2 separate regions of the Homo sapiens genome follow, and region 2 is linked to region 1. Evidence: chromatin loops called from intact Hi-C (ENCODE). Cell type or tissue: ovary. All regions are shown on one strand. Links, peaks and the distances in the headings refer to the core of each region. The heading gives the core; the rest is flanking DNA. Region 1 has its middle 8.7 kb from the start of LINC02613. Region 2 overlaps LINC02613 (long intergenic non-protein coding RNA 2613).

Region 1 (5,381 bases), core at 249-5,248:
GCTCCATGTCCAGGGTTTCTAATTCAGCAGGTCTGGGGTGGGGCCTGAAAATTTGCCTTTCTACCAACCTCCCAGGTGATGCTTATGCTGTTGGTTCCAGGACCATACGTTGAAGACCACTTACTCTACATTTTGGAGAAAGAAACTAGGAGTTTTCAAAAGCTATAGATTATCATTAAAAAGCCAAATTGAAAGATATTCTCCCTCAACAGCTAATTATAATGGAGGCTAAAAGGAAGCATAAAATATCACTAAATAGGCATCAGATAATCTATGACATCATACTTGATTACAGTACTGGTCCTCATCACCAGTGCATGGTGTTCAGTTTATCGTTTGTGAGTGTGGTGGTCGTTTCTAATTTTGTTTTTAATTTATAGAGAACTTTGGCATCCAGTATAATATGAGGGCACTTGAATGACCCATTGTTCCAAAACCATCTCCTGTTTTGAGAGAAATTTCCAGCATCAGAGTCACAAAGTTAGTGACGCTGTGTCTAGATCTACATAGGGAACTAAACAGGGAACCCAGAGTACCTTCTGGCCTTCTCTCATTGAACTTGGAAGCATTAATTAAATTAGTTGTCAACACTTTGGTGCTGAGACAGTGAGAAGCAAAGCACCACGGGAGAACCATGGCTAAAATCAGCCTCAAGAAGAAAATGAGACCGGGGAAGCAGCTTGAAGATTTGGGTCTTAGGGCTGGGCGTGGTGGCTCACGCCTGTAATCCCAGCACTCTGGGAGGCCGAGGTGGGCTGATCACCTGATGTCAGGAGTTTGAAACCAGCCTGGCCAACATGTTGAAACCCTGTCTCTACTAAAAACACAAAAATTAGCTGGGTGTGGTGGCTCATGCCTGTAACCCTAGCTACTTGGGAGGCTGAGGCAGGAGAATCACTTGAGCTTGGGAGGCAGAGGTTGCAGTCAACCAAGATCGCACCACCACCAAAGTGAAACTCTGTTTCAAAAAAAAAAAAAAAAAGATTTGGGGTCTTAGGTGGCTGTCCAAGGACAAAACAGGGAGGGAAATACTGACATAAGGTTACGGGCGGTATCAGGGCACCTGCTTTCAGGTACCGCCATCTCGATTATCAGAGGGGTTACAAGATGCAAAAGTGAGAGCAAAACAGGTCCTGACTGCTCCAAAGGGAAATCAGCAGAGTCATTAATGACTTGGCTCCTGACCAGCCCCGTGTGCCCTGTTTAATTCACAAGAGCCTCTCCTCCCTTATGCACTGTCCCAGTTCTCTTCCCGTACCCAGGAAGGCATGCTTTCTGTGTAGGTCATTGCACAAGGAGACTGGGTCACTTATTTCTGGGAGGATGTGGTGCAGGTCCATGGAGGGGAAGATCAACAGCTCAAGCTCAGAGAGAAATATGTACCCTGAAATTCGAGATGCCTCGTGCTAATTCCCATGGAGACTGGTGTCAGGTAACTGAGGACAAGACCGTAAACACAGTCGCATCTGTCTGACCCTGTTCTGCAGGCAGCATCTAGGGGATTCTCTCTCCCTGGGGCAGCCTCCTTGGGCATAGCAGCCAGCTCTTGGTATAGAAACCTCACCTGGAAAGGAATATTTCCATTGTGCAGGCTCAAAAGAGGCTTCACAGTGAGCTCAGGGCCTTCCTGGACAGTGATGTCCTCAAATTGGGGGGACTGATGAAAGTGTTGGGAAGCAGGATGGGTAACGTTAGGGTGCTCAAACCCAGAAGGCTGAAGGTTACGCCAAGAAAGGCTTTTGAACATATCAAAGAAACTGATTTTTGTAGCCTTCTGCCCATGAGCCAGGCTCTTTGCCTGTGTTGTTTTATCCTCACTACAACCATGTGAAGGTGCAGAAATAGGCTCAGAACTAAGTCACTTGCCCGAGGTCATCCAGCAGATAGTGACAGAGCCAGGGATCCATTTGACTCAGAGCCCATGCTCCGTCCATCCCACCATGTAGCCCTCTAAAGGGGAACAGCAATAGGATCTGTAATTCAGGAGGAAAAGGTGATATTCAGGTATTCTCTATTTCTGCAGCATGAGAGCTTTAGGTTAGATGCAAGTGGGGATTGTTCAAAACAAAAATGGATTGTCTCAGGAAGTTAAAGAACTCCCTTTAGGGGATGATTCGGGAGCATGACCCTGCCCTGAAGTGGAAGAATGCAAAGTGAAGGAGGGCCCTCCGCCATCTAGGGGCAGCCCGGAGGAAAACGCATGGATGTGGGGCCCGCACGTGGTTCTGGGGAGTCACAGGACAGGGAGAGCTGCTAAAGCCCCCCAACCCCACCAAACACACACACACAATCCAAAAGACTAACTGAAAATGTGGGGCCTTTTTTTAAACTTTCTTACTCAAAGGAATGAAGCTGTAGTTTACACCAGGTGTCAGATGGCTGTTTTTGGCTGTTAGACTTGTCTGCCCCTTCCCCGGGACACCCTTCCTCGCCCAAGATAAATGTTGTTGCTTATTCAGACTGCTTGGAGGAGGAGAAAGCCAAATATTTGTACCCAGGAGACTTTTTTTTTTTTTTTTGAGACAGTCTCGCTCTATTGCCCAGGCTGGAGTGCAGTGGTGCAATCTCAGCTCACTGCAACCTCCGCCTCCCAGGTTCAAGCAATTCTCCTGCCTCAGCCTCCAGAGTAGCTGGGACTACAGGCACACACCACCACACCCGGCTAATTTTTGTATTTTTAGTAGAGACAGGGTTTCACTATATTGGCCATGGCTGGTCTAAAATTCCTGACCCCACATGATCCACCATAGTCGGCCTCCAAAGTGCTGGGATTAACAGGTGTGAGCCGTCACATCCAGCCCAGACCTTCTCAGCAGAAGTCCATCCAACCCTAGGGGTTTGCACCCCGTGGGCCCTGCCAGGAGGGAGGCAGCTGTATGTTCCCATCTGTGGAGGGCTGGTGTGTCCTGCCACAGAGTCAGGGGTCCTCAGATCATGGGTGCCAGCCAAGAGTGGAATGATTAGGAGCAAAAGCAAATCTAAACCCTGATAGTCTCGTGGACTTCAGCATCCACAGGTGTCCCCATCTGCAAGCAGTTCACCACCAGAAATGAGCTCCCTGGGGAGGGGCTCTGTGTGTAATTGGCTCCTCTGAGAGGCTCCCTGCCCCCAGCAACTGCGGGCAATCTCACTTCCTAGGAGCAGAGAGCTTTGCTCCCCAGTCTGGGTGAACAGTGTCAGTTGCTCAGGGGATATCCTCTTTGACCACCTTGCCTACCCAGTGTCCCAGACACCCTCAGGTGTTCCTATTCACCTCCCCTACAACGCTGTCTTTGCATTCAGCCATCTCTGTTTTCCCCAAGCGTCTAAATCCTTTTCATTCTTCAAGGACTAACTGGAAGACACTTCCTCCCTGAAGCCTCCCAGGCTACCCAGCCCATGAAGATCTCTCTTTCCTGTGAATTTTTCACCTGTCTATACTGCTCATTTGGCCTTCTCTGAGACCTCAATTCTCCTAACCATTAGGTGCCTTGACTTTTTAGCTGTATCTCTGTACAGATGATTTCGCTTTTTTAAATATTTCCCCCAGCACAGAGCACACTCAGTCCAGTGAGCACAGCAGACATTCTGATTACCGGGCTGCCTGAGTATGAATTATGGACAAACTTCTTTAAAAAAATTTTTTAGTGGGCCTACATTATATCCTCTCAGACACAAATGTCCCAGCCTTCACAGGGTCTATCTGTTCATAGAGAGGAAAAAAATAAAACAGAAAACGGAAAGCATTCATAATGCCACCATCCAGAGTCAACCTGTGCATGCTAGGATATATCCTTCTGCGTGCATATGTGTGTGTGTGTGTGTGTGTGTGTAAACAGCCTCATTGAGATTATCATTCACACATATCATACAATTTGATAGCCACGTGGAAAACATCAAATTAGATCCATTCCTCACATTAGGCACCAGGGTAAAAGCTTTTGGATTAAGCACCAAATGGATCAAAATCTAAATGTAAAAATGAAATCATACAAATAATCCAAAAAAAAAAGAGTGGAATACTTTAAATGTAGAAAAGACAAAATCTTTTCTAATTATAACTCATAAAATCCCTAACTCATAAAAGTAATAAAATATTAACAAATTTGGTTCTGTAGCATTATAAAAACATTCTAAGTAAAATATCCAAGTAAAATCAAAAGGCAAATGAAACCTGGGAGAAAGAATTGCAAATTGTATCACAGACAGTTAAGGTTAGTTAACAGTTAAGGTTAATGAATTGTCAATATCCTTAACAATTAAAGAACTTCTCAGAAGAAAAATCCTAATAACCTGATAGAAAAATGGGCAAAATATGAACAGACATTTCACAGAAAAAGTAAAGCAAATGAAACTAATGAAAATATGTTTACTATTATTTTCCTAATAACAGAATTGCAAACTTAAAATACTGTATACTATGGTACCATTTCTTATCTTTCAGATAGGCAAAAGTCCAAAAGTTGGACAATATAGTTTATTGGTGAGGCTTTGGGGAAACTTGTCCCCTGTTGCTGATGGGAATTCAAAATCATACAATCTCTGTGGAGAAGGATTTTGTAATATCTGGCAAAATTACATGTGCTCTTTCCCTTTGATCCAGCAACCGCAGTTCTAGGAGTCTATTGCAAACATAAATACCAGAAATGTGAAGTGGCATATGCTCCAGTTATTCATTGCAGCGCTATTTATAATAGCAAAAACTGAAAACAACCCAAATGTCCATCAGTAGGCCACTGGTTGAATTCATTAAGGAGTATGCACACAGTGAATTGCTGTGCAGCAATAAAAGGAAGGAGGATAGATGGCCTCCAGAGTATAGTGGTAAGTAAGAAATACAAGGTCAGAAGAGTAAATACAGTATGCTAGCTTTTTTTGTTAGAAAGGGAGGAGGGGCCTGGCGCGGTGGCTCATGCCTGTAATCCCAGCACTTTGGGAGGCTGAGGCAGGCAGATCACCTAAGGTCAGGTGTTTGAGACCAGCCTGGCCAACAAGGCGAAACCCCATCTCTACTAAAAATACAAAAATTAGACAGGCATGGTGGCAGGCACCTGTAGTCCCAGCTACTCAGGAGGCTGAGGCAGGAGAATCACTTGAACCCAGGAGGAGGAGGTTGCAGTGAGCTGAGATGGCGCCACTGCACTCCAGCCTGGGCAACAGAACAAGACTCTGTCTCAAAAAAAAAAAAAAAAAAAAAAAAGCCACTCATGGTGGCTCACGCCTGTAATCCCAGCACTTTGGGAGGCCAAGGCAGGCAGATCACAAGGTCAGGAGTTTGAGACCACTAGGGCCAATATGATGAAACCGCATCTGTACTAAAAATACAAAAATTAGCCAGGCATGGTGGCAGGCACCTGCAGTCCCAGCTACTGGGAAGGCTGAGGCAGAAGAATTGCTTGAAC
Region 2 (5,381 bases), core at 169-5,168, 62 kb before region 1:
TATTATTATTATTATTATTGTTGTTGTTGCTGTTGTTGTTGTTGTTGTTATTGAGACAAGGATCTTTCTATGTGGCCCAGGCTGGCCTCGAACTCCTGGGCTCAACAAATCCTCCCTCCTCAGCCTCCCAAGTCACTGTGACTACAGGTGTGCACCACCACATGCAGGTGCCAGCTATTGTTAATTCTTTTCTCACAATGTCTCTTGAATTCAATACTTAATACATGGTATAATTTTAATCATGGTTCTTATTTTATTTTATTTCATTTCATTTTATGTTTTGAGACAGGGTCTCATTCTGTTGCCCAGGCTGGAGTGCAATGGCACAATCTCGGCTCACTGAAACCTCTGCCTCCTAGGTTCAAGCGATTCTCCTACCTCAGCCTCCCAAGTAGCTGGGATTACAAGTGCCCACCACCACGCCCAGCTAATTTTTGTATTTTTAGTACAGACAGCATTTCACCATGTTGGCCAGGCTGGTCTCGAACTCCTGACTTCAAGTGATCCACCTGCCTCAGCCTCTCAAAGTACTGGGATTACAGGAATAAGCCACTGTGCCCGGCCTATTTATTTTTTTGAGACAGGGTCTCACTCTGTCATCCAGGCTGGAGTGCAGTGGCATGATTGCAGCTCGCTGCAGCCTTGACCCCTGGGCTCAAGCGATCCTCCCATCTCATCCTCCGAAGTAGCTGAAACTACAAGTGCATGCCACCACACCTGGCTAATGTTCGTTTTTTCTGTAGAGACAGGGTTTTGCCATGTTGCCCAGGCTCATCTCGAACTGTCTGCCTTAGCCTGCCAAAGTATTGAGATTACAGATGTGAGCCACTTGATCATAGTTATAATTTTTATTGCTGATTTCCCCAACTCCAGTCTCTGTCATATTAGTTAGTGCTCAATATACTTGTGATTATGTTATTTTGCTACTCAGAAACTTTCAATAGTTCTTCATTGCCTTCGGAGCAAAACACAAATTCATGAGCCTGGTGTTCAAAGTATCTTCACGGTAGAGGTCCTATATATCTAGAATTATCTGTATGAACTCTCCACTGTGGTCAACTTAATCTACTTGCCACTCCCCAAACACACCTCTGCCACTCTCTCTCTCTGGAATTCTTCCCACCTTGTCAAAATGCTACCCATCTTATAAAGCCTATGTCAAATATTTGTGTATATTTTATGGTCTCTATTGGATTGTGTGTTCCCTGAAGACAAACAGAGTATCTTTCACATTTGTGTGTTCCATGGGCACCTTGCCCATGGTAGGGGAAGGGGAAAAATTAGCATTTACTGAACACCTCCCGTGTGCCAGAGATAGTGGAAATTGCTTTACATATGCTATCTCATTAAACCCTGAGAGCAACTCTATTCAATAGGGATTATTATTCTAATTCATTGATCATAAAACTGAGGTTCAATGGCGTGATTTTTCCAAGGTCACAAAGCTAGTTATTGCTAGAGTCAAAATTTGAAACTGAGAGCTATCTAACAATAAATACATTTGAGGAAGGAAGAAGCAAATAATTATGCTCACAAAGGATAAATCACAAAAGAAATACAAATGGCTAAAAAACACATTGAAAAATTCAGCCTCACTCATCAGCTTTCAAACAGTAATGTTTTTTACCAATCAAAAGTTATTAAATATACTGGCCAGGCATGGTGGCTCACACCCTGTAATCACGCCTCAGATGGATGGATCATTTGAGGTCAGGAGTTCAAGACCAGCTTGGCCAACATGGCGAGACCCTGTCTCAACTAAAAATACAAAAATTAGCCAGGCATGGTGAAGTGCACCTGTAATCCCAGCTACTTGGGGGTCTGAGGTAGGAGAATCGCTTGAACTGGTAGGCGGAGGTTGCAGTGAGCTGAGATCAAGCCACTGCACTCTAGCCTAGGTGACAGAGTGAGACTCCCTCTTATTAATATGCAATAATATGTTGGCAAGTGTTGGGGAACAGGGACATTTTGCACTATTGGTAGAAGCAAAAATTGGATCATCTCTGGAAGGCAATATGACCTTTAAAAATGTGCAGAGCCTTTGACCTAATTAACTCCACTTCTAGAAATGTAACCTGAGGAAGCAGCAAGAGATGCATAAAAGCATTTATAATTAATTTATAATTAAGGATGTTTATCTTGGCATGGAAAACCAGAAACAAGCTAAATATCCAACAAGCGGTGTTTACTAAATACACTGTGCTCACACTTATCATAGAACCCAGTATAGCAATAAAAAAATTATAAAAAGATACTTCATGACATGGGAATGTGCTCATAATGTATTAAGTAAAAACATAAACCAGGTGGCAAAGCAGCATTGCAACATGATGCAATATATTTAGAAAATTATGAATATAAAATGACTCAAAGGATATATTCTAAAATGTCTAATAGTGTTTATTTCTAGAGGTGGGTTTTATTTGCATTTTGCTTATTGATATTTTCAAACTTTCCACACTGAGTGTATATTACTTTTTAAAAATTGGGGCCTGGAGCAGTGGCTCATACCTATAATCCCAGCACTTTGGGAGGCTGACAAAAATTAGCCAGGCATGGTGGTGCGTGCCTGTAGTCCCAGCTACTCAGGAGGCTGAGGCAGGAGAATCGCTTGAACCTAGGAGGCAGAGGTTGCAGTGAGCCGAGATTGCACCACTGCACTCCAGCCTGGTGACAGAGTGAGACTCTGTCTCAAAAATAAAAAAAAAAAAAAAAAAAAAAAAATTGGAGCCAGGGCATGGCCAGGGGGAGGGGGAAGAATGTGTTGATATTAACTATGCTTCCTAGGATCAGAACAATCAAAACACATCAGATATGAGGCCTTCCGAAGGGAGTGTCATCCACTGCCCAGCACCTGCCACACCACACCCTTGGGCTGGGCAAACTTCTGGAACAGTGGGAAGTGCGGGGGCGAGAGCGCCTCACCTCAGTCTCCAGTTCTGTTGCTTGTCAGAAAAGCACCCAAGGGCCCGTTAGGAGGCATCATGGTGGTGCCTAGCTGATGGCCAAGGCCCCAAGAGAGGCTTCAGTGTAGGAAGCCATTGTAACTTAAAGCTGAGGAAGAAACACAGGTGCAGATTCCAGAGGAGTTCACATATTCACCTCCTAGAATGCTATATGGTTTGTGGTCAACCTCACCGCCTGAGGAGCAGAGCAGGCTTGAGGCCAAGTGAGAACACAGCCTGGGAGTGAGTCATGGGAGATGGGAAAAAAAGCGTAGCAACCAACAGAGACTTAAGCTGAAACCAAGTGTAGGAGTTGACAGAAATGAGGGTGGAGATACAGACTTGCAAGGACTGACTTTGAAAAAGAACCTGTTTTTCCAACCAGGGACCTGGATGTTTTTAAGGTCAGATTGCCTTCTAGAGTAGATCTAATTTTTGCTTTTACCAAAAGCAGGAATTTTTTAGGTCTTATGTAGCCCCTAGCTCACACAAAACCATTGGTGGTTGTTTTTTTAAAAACAAACAAATTTTGATTATAAAGAAAATGCTCAAATGAACAATATGCATATGATTCAGCCCTCATGGAAACTTTTTAATACCTGCAAAGCCCCTGACTTCATTCTTCACATCTGTCTTTCAAGGTAGACTAGCAATGGCATGGTCTCCATCTGGCAGATTAAAAACAAAAACAAAAACAAACAAACAAAAAACCTGAGAAATTAAAATCACGTTTCCATAGCTTGACCATGTTGAAAGGTGATACCACAAGAGTCTACCTCACTGGTTGATTTATTGCTCAAAAGCAGTTCTCAATCCCCAATTCTTTTTTTTTTTTTTTTTTTTTTTTGAGACGGAGTCTGGCTCTGTTGCCCAGGCTGGAGTGCAGTGGCGTGATCTCAGCTTACTCCAACCTCCGCCTCATGGGTTCAAGCAATTCTCCTGCCTCAGCCTCCCAAGTACCTGGGATTACAGGTGCACACCCCCACGCCTGGCTAAATTTTGTATTTTTAGTAGAGACGGGATTTCACCATGTTGGCCAGGCTGGTCTCGAACTCCTGACCTCAAGAGATTCACCTGCCTCGGCCTCCCAAAGTGCTGGGATTACAGGCATGAGTCACCACGCCCGGCCCCCAATTCTGTGAAATTCCATATGACAATATTTTTTTCTGGGAAGGCCAAAGCTGTGATTTGGTAGAAGGAGTGGAGGACTCGCAGCTGGAAGAGCTGCCAACCACTTCACTTTCCAAAGTATTGCAAACCATGAAAGTGTGAGTTCTAACTCCACATTTCAGAGAGCTGATTAACCTCCTGAGCTGTGGTCTCCTTGTATGTAAAGTGCAGTTCACACCTCCAACAAATATCTGCTGAGCACCTACTGTATGTCGGACATTGTGCTAGGCACTAGCAACACAACTATGAGCCCTTCCTGACCCTCAGGGATTGGTAAACTACGGCCAGGGACTGTCTCTGCACCCAACAAGTTAAAAATGTTTTTCATATTTTTGGATTTGTGAAAAAAATCAAAAAGAATGTTTTGTAATTTGTGAAAATGTATATAAAATTCCAGTGTCAGAGTCCATAAATCATCTGTTATTTGAATACAGTCACATTCGTTAGTCTATGCATTGTCAATGGCTGCTTCCAGACCACAGTGGCAGAGCTGAGCAGTTGTAACAGAGACCATATGGCCCCCAAGGCCAAAAGTACTTACTATCTGGCTCTTTACAGAAAAAAAAATTTTTAAAATTGGCTGACCCTTGGACCAAAGGAAAAAAAACAAGGTAATTGCAGATTCAGAAAAGTTCTATGACATTTAAAAGGTAGGGACCGGGTGCGGTGGTTCATGCCTGTAATCCTAGCACTTTGGGAGGCCGGGATGGGCGGATCACTTAAGGCCAGGAGTTCGAGACCAGCCCGGACAACATGGTGAAACTCCGTCTCTACTAAAAATATAAAAATTAGCCAGGCATGGTGGCACGTGCCTGTAGTCCCAGCTACTTGGGAGGCTGAGACAGGTGAATCGCTTGGACCCGGGAAGTGGAGGCTGCAGTGAGCTGAGATTGCACCACTGCACTTCAGCCTGGGCAACAGAGTGAGACTCCGTTTCAAAAGACAAAAAAGAAAAGAAAAGAAATTTAAAAGGTTGGGGGGCGGGTGGAATTTTTCAAGGCTGTTATGAAGGTGGCAATTAAAGCGCCTAGAGAGGACACTCTGTTAACTTCCACAACTGGAGTATTTGCAGGTCCTACTGGCCCAACCTGGTACCAACCAGTTGAAAATAATGGGTGTGTCCAGAACGTCACTGGTTCCTGACCTCCGATCCCACTCAAGTCCTGCGGATGCTCTGCGCTGCGCTCTCAGGCTGCCCTCTGGGGATACACCTGTGTGCACGCCAAGGGTGCTGCTTCCACTACACCAGTGGTGTAGGTGCCAACA

What was found. Hi-C counts contacts between places; a loop is a spot of excess contacts. Peaks named below come from ENCODE experiments on the same cell type or tissue, not always from the same donor. Only the 100,000 strongest peaks of a DNase experiment are listed, where the experiment ranks them.
Region 2: a loop joins it to region 1, with 2.3 times the contacts of the local background. A loop is called at or near these places in 6 of 110 quality-filtered maps.

Annotation. Positions count from the first base shown.
Region 1 is chr2:38,521,743-38,527,123 of GRCh38, forward strand. No RefSeq gene overlaps it. Among named protein-coding and RNA genes, the nearest start is that of LINC02613, 8.7 kb to the left of the region's middle. In ovary, for the core only: a CTCF peak has its summit at 2,202 (motif pointing left); no DNase peak of the experiment used is centred there; H3K27ac peaks cover 1,892 bases.
Region 2 is chr2:38,459,359-38,464,739 of GRCh38, forward strand. All of the region lies in intron 4 of LINC02613 (long intergenic non-protein coding RNA 2613), which reads right to left. Among named protein-coding and RNA genes, the nearest start is that of LINC01883, 31 kb to the left of the region's middle. In ovary, for the core only: no CTCF peak of the experiment used is centred there; a DNase peak (open chromatin) is centred at 3,162.